Linked DNA regions of Mus musculus: region 1 is linked to region 2. Evidence: chromatin loops called from intact Hi-C (ENCODE). Cell type or tissue: gastrocnemius. All regions are shown on one strand. Each heading gives the region's core, and the rest is flanking DNA. Links, peaks and the distances in the headings are about the cores only. Region 1 has its middle 46 kb from the start of Gm52252. Region 2 has its middle 9.3 kb from the start of Atp13a3.

Region 1 (8,333 bases), core at 198-8,197, 76 kb before region 2:
TGGTATCTTTATAACGTTCTCGATTCTCTAATCACACCCTATTTGTCCACCACTTCCAACTCTCCCATGGTTCTGCTCTGCGCTTTGCTCCTGACTCTCACTGTGAATCTGACTAAAAACAGCCAACAACAACCAGTTCAGAGCCTGAGTCCTGTGCTGTTTGACATTCTTCCTGCCAGAGTAATTAATCCATCCCCTTTAAATTTGGCTTCTCACAGTTTCTGGATATGAGCCGAATGTAGATCTGTTATTTGCCAGAAGGTGACACAAATGGTCTCAAGTCCAGTTCCCAGTGGACCTGAAAGCTCGTGAGCAGAGACAACACTGTTTCCGTTTCTATCACAGTTCTCAACTTCCAGGTTCCACCAGAATCCCACCGCTGAGTTCTGCTGATAGGATCCTATCTAGAATATTCTAACCAACAACTCCAAAGTCTTCCAAATTCTCCCCACAAACCACTTCTCAAGGCCCAAGAACATTGTCAGGTTTAATCCCAACCTGGACACTTCCAGAGTGTCAACCTCTCATGCCAATTTTCTGTGTTAGTTACGTTTATTGTTGTTATGACCCTGAGAAAGACAACTTGAACTCACAATAGTGCTGTGTGTTTGTAACCCAGCATGGGGAAGGTAGACACAGGAAGGGCAGAGGTCATCCTTGGCTACATGGTGAATTTGAGGCCAGGCTAACCCTGTTCAAACAACAGCTACAACTTGAAGGAAGGAGTTTATTTTAGACCACAGTGTGAGAGGAGTCAGTCCCTGTCTGGAAGGGAAGGTGAAGACGGATGGAGTAGTTCACATTACAGTGAGGTAAGAAGAGAAGATAGGATGTGTGGCTCTGCTGGATTTTTTCCTTTTCCCTGAAAGACTGGTGATGCTACCCACCTTCAAGGAGGGCCTTTCCCTGTCAGTTTAATCCTTGCTGAAAACACCCTCACTGGCACAGAGTTGTAACTCAATCTCCTAAATTCTAAATCCAATCAAGTTAACAATGAAGATTAACCATCACACATGGCTGCTCAAGTGTTTGAGAGCTACGAGGCGAAAGCCAGCAGAAGAGATTGTTTGCAAAGCTGTGCTCCTTACAAAGAAACCAACCTGGGGGGAAGGGAGGAGGAGATGTGATGGGAGTCGGGAGAGCTGGAGTCTCCCTACAGAAGTCAGAATGTAAAGACATTCATTCAGTACACAGGGGTTCATGGAGATGGGCAGAAGGCACAGGAGAGAAGAAACGTGTCATCTCCCAATCTCTTGTCAGGGCCTTAACTGAGCCCAATAAGAAGTCAGGGGAGAGGGAGCACAGCGATGCTACTATGGGACACACAGAGAGCACAGCACATAGAGAGCACAGAGCAGAGCAGGAGCACAGCACATAGAGGGCACAGAGCAGAGGAGGAGCACAGCACATGGAGAGCATAGAGCAAAGGAGGAGCACAGCACATAGAGAGCACAGAGCAGAGGAGGAGCACAGCACATGGAGAGCATAGAGCAGAGGAGGAGCACAGAGCAGAGGAGGAGCACAGCACATGGGGAGCACAGAGCAGAGAAGGGAATGGATGGGGGGTGGGCACTGGAGAAAGTAGCACAGGAGACTTGTCTCACCATGTCTCCCCCCCAACCCCCCAACCCCCCAACCCCCTTTCTGTGTGACGGGGGAATGTGACTGGCTTGGACCTGGTTGCACACAATCCCCTCCGCGGTGAAAGCCCCAACCAGGTCAAATGCAGCAATAATAGTGGTGGTGCTATCTTAGACTTCTGTAGCTGTGACACTGAAGGGAAAAGATCAAGTCCTCTGCATCTTGCACACACGAATTTGGAGCCTGGCCTGCTTTTTGTCCTGAGTGGTAACTCTAGCCTCTCTCAGTCCTGGAAGAGTTGCAAGTGTGGGATAAAATTAGACCACAGCGTTATTGTGCCGCAGCCAATATTTTAAATACTTGATTTCTAGCATGACCTTAAACCTCCATCCTTGCATAATCACACATTCTCGGACCTCAGTTTGACCATCTCCTCGGTCTTTGACTCACATGTACGCCCCCCCACCCCCAGCAGCTATGAATAGTTGTTCTGCACAATGGCACTGGGTTGTAATCAGTTCCCACTCTGCCAGATACCATCACTGTCAAAACAGAGTCAGTTCTGTGAAAACCCTTGCCATTCTGCCTGCCTCCTCCTGGAATGCACTGCTCTGACTGGAGGCACAAAGCAGCAATTTACAAGCATGAGCTGGGCTGGAAAACAAGACACGAAAACCAAGAAAATGAATATGACACAGTGCAGCATGAAAATCAGCACTGTAAGTGGTGGACAGATTGGATCAGAAACGAAACGAGATTTCAAGATTAATATACATGAGAGCCGAGGGCCCAGCAGTCAGACCTTAGCTAGTCTCTTATGTATCTGCACACTTGAGCTCCATAGAGAATTGTTCTCAATAGATTGCTTTACTCTGGCATTTTAAAAGGTGCCTAAACAAACACACCTTGGCCAGGCTTTTTAAAGGGGAAAAGAGAAAACTGAGCATGATGGCACAGGCCTGCAATCACTTGAGAAGGAGAAGCAGGATAATCTAGCAGTTCAAAACCAACCTTGGCTATGTGTAAATTCAAGGCCAGCTAGGCTACATGCGATTTATAAAGAAACAAAAAACAATAAATAAGCGTTATTTTAAAAAAAACCTGTTGTATAATATATTATTTTTAGACTATGGTAACTTAATAGTATAATATCAGAATTAAAATAACAACAGTATCAAATACACACACACACAAGAGTATATGTCAGCTGGGCGGTGGGCACCTTTAATCCCAGCACTTGAGAGGCCGAGACAGGCGGATTTCTGAGTTCGAGGCCAGCCTGGTCTACAAAGTGAGTTCCAGGACAGCCAGGGCTACACAGAGAAACCCTGTCTCAAAAACCAAAAAAACAAAACAAACAAACAAAAAAGGAGTATATTTCAGAAAATTGAGTGTTGAATCACACACGCCTACACACAAGCTAAGGGTTGGATGTTAGATGTTCTCATCAGCATGGACCTTGTACCAGAGCTGGGTGGACATTGGGGCACCCTGCACTTGAGCCACCCTGGCTACTAATCTTTTAATGACTTCCTTTAGACAAGTGCCCTCTCTGGACTTGATACTCTCCTGTTAAAGGGACACATTTGCACCGACTGAGCCCCGGGTACCTTCCACCCCCGTTCCTTATTTAAGCACTGAATGCCTGTACACTGGTTGCCAGGCATCTGCAGCCAAGAAAATAAAGACCCAGGCCAGCAAAGTGGCACAGAAGTCGAAGGCTCCTGAGATTAATCCCCAAGATCCACATGGAGGAAAGGAAAAAACCAACTCCTGAAGTTGTCCTCTGAGTGCCACCCCATCACTGTGCCATGAACTCACATGCATATAAACAAACATACCAACCAACCAACAAATAAATGTTGTAAAACTGAAGGCCCTGCTTACCCTGAGTGTTTACTCTTGTAGAGGGGCAGTGACAGACAGAAAGAAATCAACAGAGTTGTTTGGCTTTGATGAGCTCCGAAACCTCTTATTAGATGAAACAGAAGAGTCTTGTTCTAAAGCAAAGACGAGGGCAAGAGCAGTGCACACACCTTTAATCTCAGCCCACTGGAGACAGGGGCAACTCCCTGTGAGTCGGAGACCATCCTGGTCTATAGTATCAAGTTCCAGGTCAGCCTGGGCTATTGAGTGAGACATGAGACCCTGTCTTAAACATTAACTAAAAAGAAAAGAAAGAAAAAAGAAATCAACTGGGTTAGCTCATGCTAAAAGGCAAGTAACATTGTTCTGTTACAGAATGTTTCCAACTAGAAATGGTCAAGGAAGGGAGAGGTTGAGAAGGTGATGGGGTTTGTGCTTTTAAAGGATATCTTCTGAGAGCATCATTCTGAAATATATATATATATATATATATATATATATATATATATATGTGTGTATATATATATATATATATATATCCCTTATGTTATTATCAGGTGAGAATAAAAGCTATGAGATTGTGTGTCTTTGTGTGTGTCCTCTTGGGTCATAAGGGTAGCACAGGGGTTGGGAGAGGTTGAGACATGCCTTTCTGGGGCTTGGAGGGGTGGCTCTGTGGATAAAGTGCTTGCTACAGAAGTGTGGTGATCAATGTTCAGATCCCCAGCACCCATGTAAGGTCAGCAGCACACACCCTACCACACAATGGGAAACAGAAGAGACCTCAGAGGTGCATGGTCAGCTAGCCATTCGGATACAGTGTGAAGGACAAGAGATCCTGCCTCAAGTAAGATGGAGGGTGGGGGCTGACACCTAAGGTTGCCCTATGACCTCTCTATGTGTACCCATCTATGCATGCATACACACACACACACACACACACACACATATACTCACACTCACTCATACACATTCACACACATTCACACATACACTCACACACAGTCACTTACACACACACACACACTGAGCATACACTCACACACACACACACACACATATATATATATACTCACACTCATTCATACACATTCACACACATTCACACATACACTCACGCAGTCACTTACACACACCCGGACACACACACACTGAGCATACACTCACACACTCATATACACTTGCATACCAGTACTGTAAATAGGTTTCTGGTAAGATTCCTAGAAAATTGTAGATTTGCAATAGGGAAAGAAGAAAAGTCAAACACATTTAGTTCTTAAACAGGAGTTATTGATATTTTAACATTTGAATTTTTAAAAAAAGATTTATTTATTTATTTTGCATGTATATGAGTGCACTGTAGCTGTACAGATGGTAGTGAGCTACCATGTGGTTGCTGGGATTTGAACTCAGGATCTTTGGAAGAGCAGTCAGTACTCTTAACTGCTGAGCCATCTCCTCCCTGCCCCCGCTCCCCGCATTTGATTTTTAATACATCTTTATATAAAAAACATATTGTTGCTATATGAGCATCCCTCACAGCAAATGTTAACTGCTGGAATACATGGTTGTTAGTCATTTCTCTTCTCTTGTCCACACTCTGTCCTCGCTTTTTCCTGCTTATACTTTGGAGAACGAGATTGGAAGAAACCTGAGGCCTGACCTCCAGGGATCTCCAATGAATAGAAACCTAGCCAATGAGAGAATATGAACTATTCTCCTTTTCAAATGTTGCTAGATGTGCAAAGGAAACCCCAGAACACTGTTTGGGGTTTTGTTTAGAAATGATTAGAATGGCTTATCTCTCAATCATTGCTAAATATATCTTGATTGGCAACATTTTCTTTGATGGTACGAATAGGGGGGCTGTTGGGTTAAGTGGAAATAGATCCTGATCGACTTAGGGTTACTTCTTATTGTGAAAAGCATGGGAAAATTCGAGCTTTGTTGCTTCAGACTGGAGGAAATTGATCCCTGAGGCTCCCTGAGGCTCCCTGAGGCTCCCAAGCGGCTCCGTGTTCCTCAGGGAGCCTGTATGCTGGATTTTATCCACTGTGCTGTGGTCCTTGTCATCTGTTTGCCGAAGTGTAAGTGCTGTGCCAAGTCTGCAGCTCCCCTCCTCCCCACCCTCCACCCCGCCCCAGCAGAGACTTCTTCCTTTCTGTGAAGGCCAAGGAGACCAGCCTTGGTTTGATGCCTTTCCAGGGCTTTCTCTGGCTTCAAGACTGCAAGATCATGTTGTCAGAATCATAAACAAACACACCTGCACCTTCCCACAATGTCAGCATATTGAATGATAATAAATTCACAAGGTACTGTGGTTTCATCCTGCAGCCGTTTGCCAAGTGGTCTTGCGTTCCTTGGGAGCCGTTTGCCAAGGAAAACACAAGTTCTCTTATCTTGATCTTAATTGCTAACAATAATTCTTAGATCGCACGTTAAATGTGTGCCTGTGTGAATGTGAGAATGTGTGTGTGTATGAGAGAGAGAGAGAGAGAGAGAGAGAGAGAGAGAGAGAGAGAGAGTGCTGTAAAAAGTTTAGAAACTGTAGCAGAGTTCAGGAGGTTTTTGAGTCAGGGAAGCTGATAGAGGTTTAATACCGAGTTTCTAGAGATAAGATAGGTCAGCTGGAGGCTGTAGTTGCTGCCCTCATAGAGTTAAACTGTAGGATATACTCAAGCTGCTGGAGGGAGGTGCCTTGGAGGCTTTAGAAATAAAGGGCAGAACCAGGCCTGGGCAGATGAACAGCAGCAGGTTAGGAAGTACAAACAGGGAAGTGGGCAAAAGGCAATTTAAGTTAGCCAGCTCGGCAGTGGACACTGAGCTGAGCTAGGCCCCCAGGTAGGTAGGAGCTCTTTTTCTATGAGTTCCCTGTCACACACACTGGGTGGTTAGAGGACAGGTGGCTTAGTGCAGCTATTTTCTATGCAGTGTTAAAGTGCAAAGACTTCTATATGGACTTGGTGGGTCTGATAAGTTTGCAGGCCTATTTTTCCTGATGTGATTTTAGTAGGTCCATGTGATCCCATGCTCCTGATTTAGCACTGTAGGCTTAGATTGTTCAAAACCTATTTTTAATAAGGGTTCTTAAATGTTTTACCCTCCCTTCTAGCCCACCACCCACCATAGATAGCGGAAAGGAACAGGTAATAGAGCAAAGGAGGATGTGGACCTGTTTAGAAATGGTTCTTTGGAGCGAATCCAATCTGCATTGTCAGGATATCAGCAGTTCAGTTCACACTAATCAGCAGTGGCAGCTCGATCCACTTGCAAACACCATTTATGAATCAGCAACCGTAGTTTGATTTAGAAGAAACCTTGAGGTTCTGCTGATTCACCCAAGTCTGAGGAAGGAAGAAGCAAGAAGCTGCCAGAACACCACCAGAAGTTTTTTGGCGCATTTCTGTCCATGAAGTCACAGCAGCTGATGACCATCAAAGAATGGTAAGGCGAACCAATACCACACAATGTCATCCACTGACTATTGGGTTATATTTATACCCTTTCCAAATATCACCTGTTTTTCTCAAGCATCTGCTCTAGCAAAACATCACATACCCTTTGTCTAGGCTGCTTCCAGAAAAAAACACCACATGTCTATTCTCAGCAAAGCATCCTTCTATGTCTCTGCTTCAGTAAAAGCATCCTCTTATAAGACAGTTTCCAGAAAAAACATCACATGGCACAACTGAGTCTCCAAAGAAACCAGAAATGTCCACTTCAGACCACAATAGGTTTATAGGTGACACCCTTTCTACTCCTAGGAATAAGTCATTTATCAGTCTGTGCCATGTGGTTTTTTTTTAAAGATGTATTTATTTATTATATGTAAGTACACTGTAGCTGTCTTCAGACACTCCAGAAGAGGGCGCCAGATCTCATAACGGATGGTTGTGAGCCACCATGTGATTACTGGGAATTGAACTCAGGACCTTTGGAAGAACAGTCAGTGCTCTTAACCACTGACCCATCTCTCCAGCCCCTGCCATGTGGTTGTTAACAGACAGATGGTGCCGTTCACACACCCACCAAAGTGTTGTCTTTTTCCATTCTTTTTTTTTTTTTTTTTTTTTTTAAAGATTTATTTATTTATTATATGTAAGTACATTGTAGCTGTCTTCAGACACACCAGAAGAGGGAGTCAGATCTCGTTACGGATGGTTGTGAGCCACCATGTGGTTGCTGGGATTTGAACTCTGGACCTTCGGAAGAGCAGTCGGGTGCTCTAACCCACTGAGCCATCTCACCAGCCCGTCTTTTTCCATTCTTAAACTGGACTCTAAAAGTACTTATAAACTCAGGGTAATCTGATAAACCACCTTTGGTGGCTAGTATTAGTCAACTTAACACAAGCCAGAGTCATCTGGGAAGAGGACGCCTCAGCTGCGAAATGCCTCCATCAGATTGGCCTAGATGCAAGAGTGTGAGGCCTTTTTGATTGATTAATGTGACCCTTTCTAGAGCAGGGTGAGGAGCCTAAGAATGAGGATATTGTGGCAGCCAGAGCCCAAGTTTCTCTCCTTCAGTCTCTACTTCCTGAAATTGCCCAAGGCGAGACAGACTCCCTTGGGAGACAGGCTGTCTCTACAGACATTCCTTTCAGTTAATTCTGAGCAAGGTCTTCTGTAATTTCATAGGAATCCTGTCTTACCACTGAGCCACGCTATCATTATGTAGACCAGGCTAACCTCATACTCACAGAGATCCCACCTGCCTCTGCCTCCTGAGAGCTGGAATTAAAGGCTTGTGCTCCTGGGAATAAAAACTGTTAAACTAGGCCAAGGCGCCCTCAGCAGCCAGGTATAGCTAAAGGAAAAGCAGCATCTCTGTTAATTTTCTTGTGAAGAACTCTAGCTCAACATAAAATTTTACGACATTCACTTCTG
Region 2 (8,333 bases), core at 59-8,058:
AGGACAGCCAAAGAAAAGAATCTACATTGATGAGGCTTATTAATCCCACCAGCACCCAGTTCCAATAATCCTTTCTTTCTTTCTTTCTTTCTTTCTTTCTTTCTTTCTTTCTTTCTTTCTTTCTTTCTTTCTTTCTTTCTTTCTTTCTTTCTTTCTTTCGAGACAGGGTTTCTTTGTATAGCCCTGGCTGTCCTGGAACTCACTTTGTAGACCAGGCTGGCCTCCAACTTAGAAATCCACCTGCCTCTGCCTCCCAAGTGCTGAGATTAAAGGCGTGCACCACACCACCTGACTCAATAATCTTTTTTTAAGATTAAAAAATCATCGGGATTGGAGAGGTGGCTCAGTGGTTAGGGCCACTTGCTCTGGCAGAGGACCCAGCTCCCATTCCCAGGACCCACTTGTAACTTTATCTTCAGGTGATCCTGAATTCTCTTTTGTCTTTCACAGGCTTCAGGTACATATGAAGTGTATAAACATACATACTGGGAATATGCAGGGGTGGGGAAAGGATAGGGGCTTGCGGGGAGATGGAAGCTGTTCTCTGTGATGGAAAGCCAGCAGAGTGTCATACACTGGAGACAGGAAGGAAATTCAGTTCCACAGGAATCAGTGGCTGGTGTTGGTTCAAACTTTAAGAGTCTGACCCCGCGTAGTTTTATTTTAGGTATATTTAAGCACAGTACAAATTAGAAAAAAACAAAACAAGTTTCCTGGTGATACTTAACTCAATCCCGTTTGCACAGCAAAGCTTCAGACATGACTGCATCTAAACTATTATAAAGTCCAAGTGGCATCTTCCATGAAGATACTTTCTATGATTAACTGATTCAAAATAAAGAAGCTCATGATAAAGATCTGGGAGAAGCCGGGTGGTGGTGGCTCATTCCTTTAATCCCAGCACTCAGGAGGCAGAGGCAGGTGGATTTCTGAGTTTGAGGCCAGCCTGGTCTACAAAGTGAGTTCCAGGACAGCCAGGGCTATATAGAGAAACCTGGCTTGTTACATAGAAAGAACAACAGCAACCAAACCAAAGCTGCGTGTGTATGTGTGTATCTGTGTACATGCAAGTGTGAGTATAGAGCCCAAAGGACAGCCTTGAGTGCCATTCCTCATGTGCCATTCACCTTTGAGACAAGACCCATCATTGACCAGGAACTTAGCAGTTAGGTTAGGTTACCCAGCTAGGGTATTCTAAGGAACCACCTGTCTCTGTCTTCCCAGAGCCAGGATTACAAAGGCAACACAACCACACCTGTCTTTTTCTATGGTTTCTGGGGGTTGAACCTCCAGTCTTTGTTCTTGAGAAGCAAGCACTTTACTGGCTGAACTGTCTGGTCCCTCCTCTACAGACATTTGATACATGAATGTCCTAGGTGAGGAGCCAAGGTTCCAGAGCAGAGAGAAAGAAAAACAAACTAGACATGGCCAGGGCTAAGGAAGTGGGAGAGTGGGCGAGTGGGCGAGAATAGTGGAGATAGCATTCATAGCAAGACATAGAGAATTGAACAGACAGACAGAGACAGACAGATAGGAGGAAGAGGTTTACAAATCCCGTGGTTTACAAGGAGGCCAAGTAGCTGGGGGAGGGAAGGGCCAGATGCCAGTGTGGACTTTGAAATGTGTAACAGGTACTTGTGTTATGGAAGGAGCCTGGTGTCCAGCATGAGCTTTGATGTGTTGATAGGCACCATGGGTAGTCATATGTCCCTTCAGACAGAGACAAGGGAAAGGACTCCTTTGGGCAGATGGGAGCTGATTCCCTGAGGAATGCTGACTTTATGTAGCATCCAGAATCCTATAGTCCATCTTGAGCTCACTTCTAGACATACAGACATCCCGAGTCCTAACAAATGTAATATAAACTTTATTAGTAAACTGTCACTCACGGTTTCCATTTCCTGAGGAAACTTTGGGAGGGAGGAAGACAATTGCGTCCCAGATTCCAGTATGTTTCTTTCAAGTGTCTTCTAAGACTGCCTGTCCTGGAGTGGGCTGGCCCTCTCACCCTATAGCAGGGAGGAAGGGGGAAAGGCAAACAACCAAGGATGTTAAAAAGCCCAGCCTCCTTGCTAGCAGCTTGAAGGTAACCATTTCCAACAGAGGTTACCGATGTTTATCCTATGGCTTACAAATGCTTGCATTGGGAAATAGAAGCTGGGAATTCCTTCATAAAGGAAAAAGGTCGTTCTACCCAGAACTCTGCGTTGGGAACGCCACCATGACGGTTTCAGTTGAGACTCTCCAGCTGTTTCTGCTGGATGGTATAAGCCCTTGATTCAGTATATTACCTTTGCCTGCTCTCTCAGCTGGGTTCTACTCCAGTCCAGAAGTGTGAGCTGGCTCCTTTGAGGCCGACGATACGGGTGTTCGTGAGTCACCTGATGTAGTGCTAGGATGGAACTCTGGTCCTTTGATAGAACAGTAAAGGCTCTTATGTGTGCCGCTGTCTCTCCAGTTCCTTTGCCATCTTCTGAGTGGCTACTCCCTGCTGCTTACTGTCCTGCCTGCTGGCATAAAGGACTGAATGGATAAAGTGCCTAACTTCCTTAAGGTTGTTTCAAGAGTCATATTTTCTGACCTTTGACTACTCTACACAAAGTGTTGTTATTATGCAGTGGGCAGTGGAAAGGAGTAAAGAGATAAATATGATTTTCTCTTACATTTTTAAAATTTTTATTGTGTGTCCACATGATATGTGTGTAAGGGCCAAGGGCAACAATCTATTAAGCATGCAGCTCAGCTAAGATAGTCAGTTGCACCTGGCACATGAAAGCATTTTCAAGATAGTTCAAGTTTACAACAGATTTATCATTACACACTGCATCATAAACTAAGGAGCACCTGTATTTAAAAACAAGCTAAGGGGGCCCTTAGCTTGGAGAGATGGAGAGATGGCTCAGAGGTTCAGAGCATTTTCAGTTCTTGCACAGGACCTATGTCCGGTTCTGCATGGCATATCCAACTGTCTATTCTACCAGTTCTGTCTATAATTCCAGTTCCAGAGGATCTGACACCTTCTTCTGGTCTCCATGAACACCTGCACATGTGTGTTGCATATTATATACACTCAGGCTTAAACACATACACATAAAATAAATCTAAAAAAAAAAAGCAAACTAAGGTCATAATTGTATTCAAATTTACCTTTAAATAAGCTTAGGGCTTGGGCTCTGGCTTAGTGGGTAGAGCACTAGTCTGGATGTCCTAGGTTCAACCTAGCACTTGGAAATAAAATTGCTTATACATTTACTGAGCACGGTGGCATATACATATTACCTCAGCACTCAGGAGGCTAAGGCAGAAGGACCATCTTGAGTTCAAGGCTAGCCTGAGCAACACATTGAGACAAAAAGATCTTGGTGGTTCAAGGCTGGTGATCACAGTGGCTAAAAGGCAGAGACAGGAGGATCAGGAGTTCAGTGCCAGCCTCAGCTACACGGTGAGTTTGAGGTCAGACTGAGCTAGAGGAGACCCTGCTTCTAAATAAGTGAATGGATGGATAGATACATGGAAACTTTAAAGCATGATGTCCCCTCATGTCCTCCTCATCACTAGGGAGGCTGAGGCAGAAGATTCTTAAACTGCAGCCTAGCATGAACTAAATAGGGTGACCCTATTTTTGTTTGCTTTTTGTTTTATCTTATTTTATTTTGTTTGTTTTGAGACAGAGTCATTACCCTGGAACTCACTATGTAGACCAGGCTGGTCTAGAACTCAGAGATCTGCCTGGCTCTCTCTCCAAGCACTGGCCTAGCTGTTATTTTTTTTCTTCCCTTCCCTTCCCTTCCCTTCCCTTCCCTTCCCTTCCCTTCCCTTCCCTCCCCTCCCCTCCCCTCCCTCCCTCTCTCCTTCCCTCCCTCCCTCCCTCCTTTCTTTCTTTCTTTCTTTCTTTCTTTCTTTCTTTCTTTCTTTCTTTCTTTTTTTCTTTCTTGGCAACTACTCCTTGGCCTTCTGACCAAGTTCCAGTGTGAAAAATGAACTTGTGGTTTAGGTCCAAGAGATTTCACTTCAGTTTGCCTGACTGCTAATATGAACTATTTAAGTCACTCTAAGGACTGCAGTGGCTAACACCCTGTGGCATGAAGCTAGCAGTGCTTAAGCTCTTCTCCAGCTTAGAGCCTGGCTCCCTTTCCTTCGGTGGTGACAGCTGTTGTGGACTTTGCAGAACCTTGAGCTATTTGGATCCTGCTTCCTCCCCAGGATTAGATTACAGGTAAAGCCGAGCTGGAGGCGTGTCTTGGACAGGCTCGCTTTTGAAATGTGTAAGAAAGAAATTCTTTGGCAGCAGAACTCCTACACTACTGCTGGCAATCACTATTGCCTTAATTTACCAGATCTGTGGAAGCCGCTTTGCTTTGAGGGGTGGGGGAAATTAACTTAGAGCAAATACCGTCCCTCTAACCCACAAGGAAGCAACTGCCTTAAGCAAACAGAAGATAACAGCCTCAGGCTATCTAGATCTGAAGATTCTGACTTGTGGGTTACAGCTCGGAGAATCTATCTACCTGAATGTGGCCTTTGGGCTCCCATCTGTCTGCCTCTCCTTCCAATGAGCAGTCACCTTTTGGAACTAGCAGCTTAAAGGAAACCCAGAAGATTACCCTGGAGGCCGGGCTTGTCCCATGTTTGCTCTAGAAGCCAAGAACTGCCAGCTCTGAAAAATAGGCCACGGGTGACTGGCAGTCCCTCAGAGGCTCATAGGAAGTAGCTACAAAGGTCACGGGAAGTTTTTAACGACTCAAAGCTAGTGAATGGCCGGCTCTGAGGAGCTGCTTCGTTTGGAATGTGACACGGGCACTTGGAGAAGCAGCCGTGGGTACAGGATGGCAGGTGTTGAGATGCCAGCCTAATGTTTCAGCCCCATGGAAGAGCTGGCTTTGGCCCTGTTGTACAAATGGCTCCTCTATGGGCAGGGGAGTTGCCTTGGCAGGGCAGCAGAAGGAAGGTCTTGGAAGATGTGCTGCACTGGCTTCAGAGACCCACTTCAGTATTCCCAAGAGGACACAAACTGGCTTTGGATTTCTCCTTCCTTTCCTTTCCCTTCCCCCACTTCAAGGTTGAACCTAGAGGCTCATACAAGATAAGCAGAATAGCTATGTTCCCCCAACAATGCACCCCCAAAGTTTCTGATTCTCCTATCTCTGCCACCTAACTGCTGGGACTATGGATGTGTGTGACACACAGAGTCTTGCTAAATTATCCAGCTTGGCCTTCAGGTTCCTTTGGAGCCCAGGCATTCCTTGAATTTATACCATTGTCTGCTTCATTCTCCCAAGTGACTGAAATTATAGATGTCTGTCAGCAGGCCTGGCTGAGTTCATTTCAACCAGAAGATCCTGGGATTCCAAGTAGGAAACATAAATGTTTCTTTGTCTCTCTGTCTCTCTGTGTGTGTGTCCGTCTGTCTGTCTCTCTCTCTCTGGAGAGACAGTTTATTAAGAATGAGAAAGACACTTTTGAGAAGATAGATAGACATCTGCTCAAGGCCTTAAAACGCAGACTTTTGGGGATTATTTGTCATCAATGATACTACCTTATGCTATTAAGAATGCCATTTCAAGCGGGGCGTGGTGGCGCACGCCTTTAATCCCAGCACTTGGGAGGCAGGCGGATTTCTGAGTTCGAGGCCAGCCTGGTCTACAAAGTGAGCTCCAGGGGGCTGGAGAGATGGCTCAGCGGTTAAGAGCATTGTCTGCTCTTCCGAAGGTTCTGAGTTCAATTCCCAGCAACCACATGATGGCTCACAACCATCTGTAATGAGATCTGGCACCCTCTTCTGGAGTGTCTGAAGGCAGCTACAGGGTACTTACATATAATCAATCAATCAATCAATCAATCAATCAATCAAAACAACAACAACAACAAAAAAACCAAAGTGAGTTCCAGGACAGCCAGGGCTATACAGAGAAACCCTGTCTCAAAAAACAAACAAACATACTAAACAAAGAATGCCATTTCACTGACCCAACTCTTTTTTTTTTTTTTTTTTGGCCTGGAACTCAGAAATCTGCCTGCCTCTGCCTCCCGAGTGCTGGGATTAAAGGCATGCACCACCACGCCCGACTTCAAAAGCATTTTTTATTAATGTAGTTATATATGTGAGTTAGGGGCGGGGCACACTGGAGGCCAGAGGGCTGGTATGTGGAGTTGGTTCTTTTCCTCCACCTTCTGTGTGAATTCCTAGGATTGAAGTTTGCATTGCCAGGTGTATATCAAGTTGCTTTTCCTGCTGAGCCAGCTCACTAGCCCCTCATCTTCAATTTCAATGCCTCTTCTAGAAAGATGCTGGAACTGCAAATGTAACCACACGTGGGCCTGTCTTTTTTTCTTTCCTGTTAGTGCTGGGGATTGAACCCAGGGCCTTGCGGTTGCTCAGCAGTGCCTTGCCATTGAGCTACACACCCAATCTACGGTCCCGATCTTCTCAAAAAGTCATAGCTTAACATGAAGGAGAGATTTAAATAAACACACCTGCAAGTAAAACTGTGACTATGATTGCAACAGGGGCAAAGGAGATGGTAAGAAAATGAAGGAAAAGAAGGGATGGCTGGCCACCTTCTCAACATCTGATGTATGAGTGTTTAAGGCAGAGGAGGAGAAAAGGGAAGGGGAGGCATTTGTGCAAAGCCTCCGAGGCAGGAAAGAGCTTGGTGTGCATGAGGAACTGAGAGAGGACCATGTGACAGGGATGAGGAAGGCAGACAGGGGACCCGGGGTGAGAGTTGTGGAGCAAAAGGGGAAAGACTTGGGTCTCAAAGGCTGGCAAGGTTAACATTTTATTCCTAGCAAAATGGGCAGCCATTGAAAATTGTCATCAGTAGCTATGCTCCAATGCTCAGTGACATTCTGGTCAGGATGTGAGAATGAATGCAAGTGTTAGAGGCTAACAGTGCAGAAGCCAGTTGGAGGTAGCTGCAATAGCTCTGGGTGAGCGATGGAGGTGACTGCGATTGTTCCAGTGCTGATGGATACAGAGAGAGGTGACAGAATTGTAGTAGACGTGTTATTAGGTTGTCAGTGGGTAGCGGAAGAATAGGAGATACAAAGAATGACATCCAAAGGGAAACGAAATCACCCAACAACTGGGATGCCTGTATTCTCATGTTCCAGGTAATGAGGTTCACAATAGTGAGATATAGAATATAGAGGTGTCCCCTGACAGAAGTGGGTAAGGGAAGTGCAGGACATTAGCCAGCCTGATTGCACACACTTCTAATTCTAGCCCTTGGGAGGTAGAAGTAAGTCACGGTTATCTTTACCTGCATAACAAGTTTAAAGAGAGCCTGGGATTCATGAAACCCTGCTCAAAACAAGGAAAAATGGGCTTGGGATGCAGCTCCGTTGCTCAAATGTGTGTGTAGCCGTCATGAACCCCTGGGTTCTGTCTCTAGTACTATAGAAAGCAGAGTTCAGTGAGTGGAGTCAGGAGGATCAGAAATTCAAGGTCGTTTGTCTACATAACAAATTCAAGGCCAGACTGGGAAACAGAAGACACCTCCTCTTTGGGGAAAAAATATATTAAGAGACATGCCTTCTGAGGTAACACACATACTTAGTCTAAGCACTCCATGAGAAAGGTCAAAACCAGGCTGATCTCTTAATTCTAGGCTAGACTGGTCTACATAGTGAGTTTCAGGGCAGAAAAGATTATGTAGAAAGATCCTGTCTCAAAAACCAAAACCAAAAAGCCAAAGAAAACAACTAACCAACCAATTGTCAGGAACCAGCCTCAGCCTAGAAAGGGGATCCTAAGGAAGGGGTATTTGGGAGAATAAAGTCAATTGAGTACAAGCTGACAGCTCTGTCTTCCAGATATTTACATAGCTCTTGAGATAGCTATGTAAATAGCCCAGCCTTTCAAACCAAACCCTAGTTTTTTTATTTGTATATCAATTCAATCATTACCCCAGGTTCCATTTGACTATCCCATGAATCAGCATTTTATGACCTTAGCACAGGATTCTTAAAAGATAGCAAGTGAGAAGGCAGCTGAGATGGCTCAGAAGATAAGAGCACAGACTGCTCTTCCAAAGGTCCTGAGTTCAACTCCCAGCATCCACAGGGTGGCTCACAACCACCCATGATGGGGTCTGATGTTCTCTTCTGGGACAGCTACAGTGTACTTATGTATAAATAAATCTTTAAAAAAAAAAAAAGACAGCAAGTACATTTTTTTTTTAACACTGCAAATGAATTCAGAGATCTGCCTGCCTTTGTAAGCACAGACAATAAGCTAGCTGGGTGGACTCTTGTCCTGCAATCTCCACTATTTATCTATTTATCTCATTTCTTAATATCTTTCTGATAAGCTGGGTCATTAGTGCAGTTGT

Evidence for each region. Hi-C counts contacts between places; a loop is a spot of excess contacts. Peaks named below come from ENCODE experiments on the same cell type or tissue, not always from the same donor. Only the 100,000 strongest peaks of a DNase experiment are listed, where the experiment ranks them.
Region 1: a loop joins it to region 2, with 7 times the contacts of the local background. A loop is called at or near these places in 3 of 42 quality-filtered maps.

The regions. Positions count from the first base shown.
Region 1 is chr16:30,469,897-30,478,229 of GRCm38, reverse strand. No RefSeq gene overlaps it. Among named protein-coding and RNA genes, the nearest start is that of Gm52252, 46 kb to the left of the region's middle. In gastrocnemius, for the core only: no CTCF peak of the experiment used is centred there; no DNase peak of the experiment used is centred there; H3K4me3 peaks cover 209 bases; H3K27ac peaks cover 975 bases.
Region 2 is chr16:30,393,681-30,402,013 of GRCm38, reverse strand. No RefSeq gene overlaps it. Among named protein-coding and RNA genes, the nearest start is that of Atp13a3, 9.3 kb to the right of the region's middle. In gastrocnemius, for the core only: no CTCF peak of the experiment used is centred there; a DNase peak (open chromatin) is centred at 4,830; H3K4me3 peaks cover 828 bases; H3K27ac peaks cover 1,527 bases.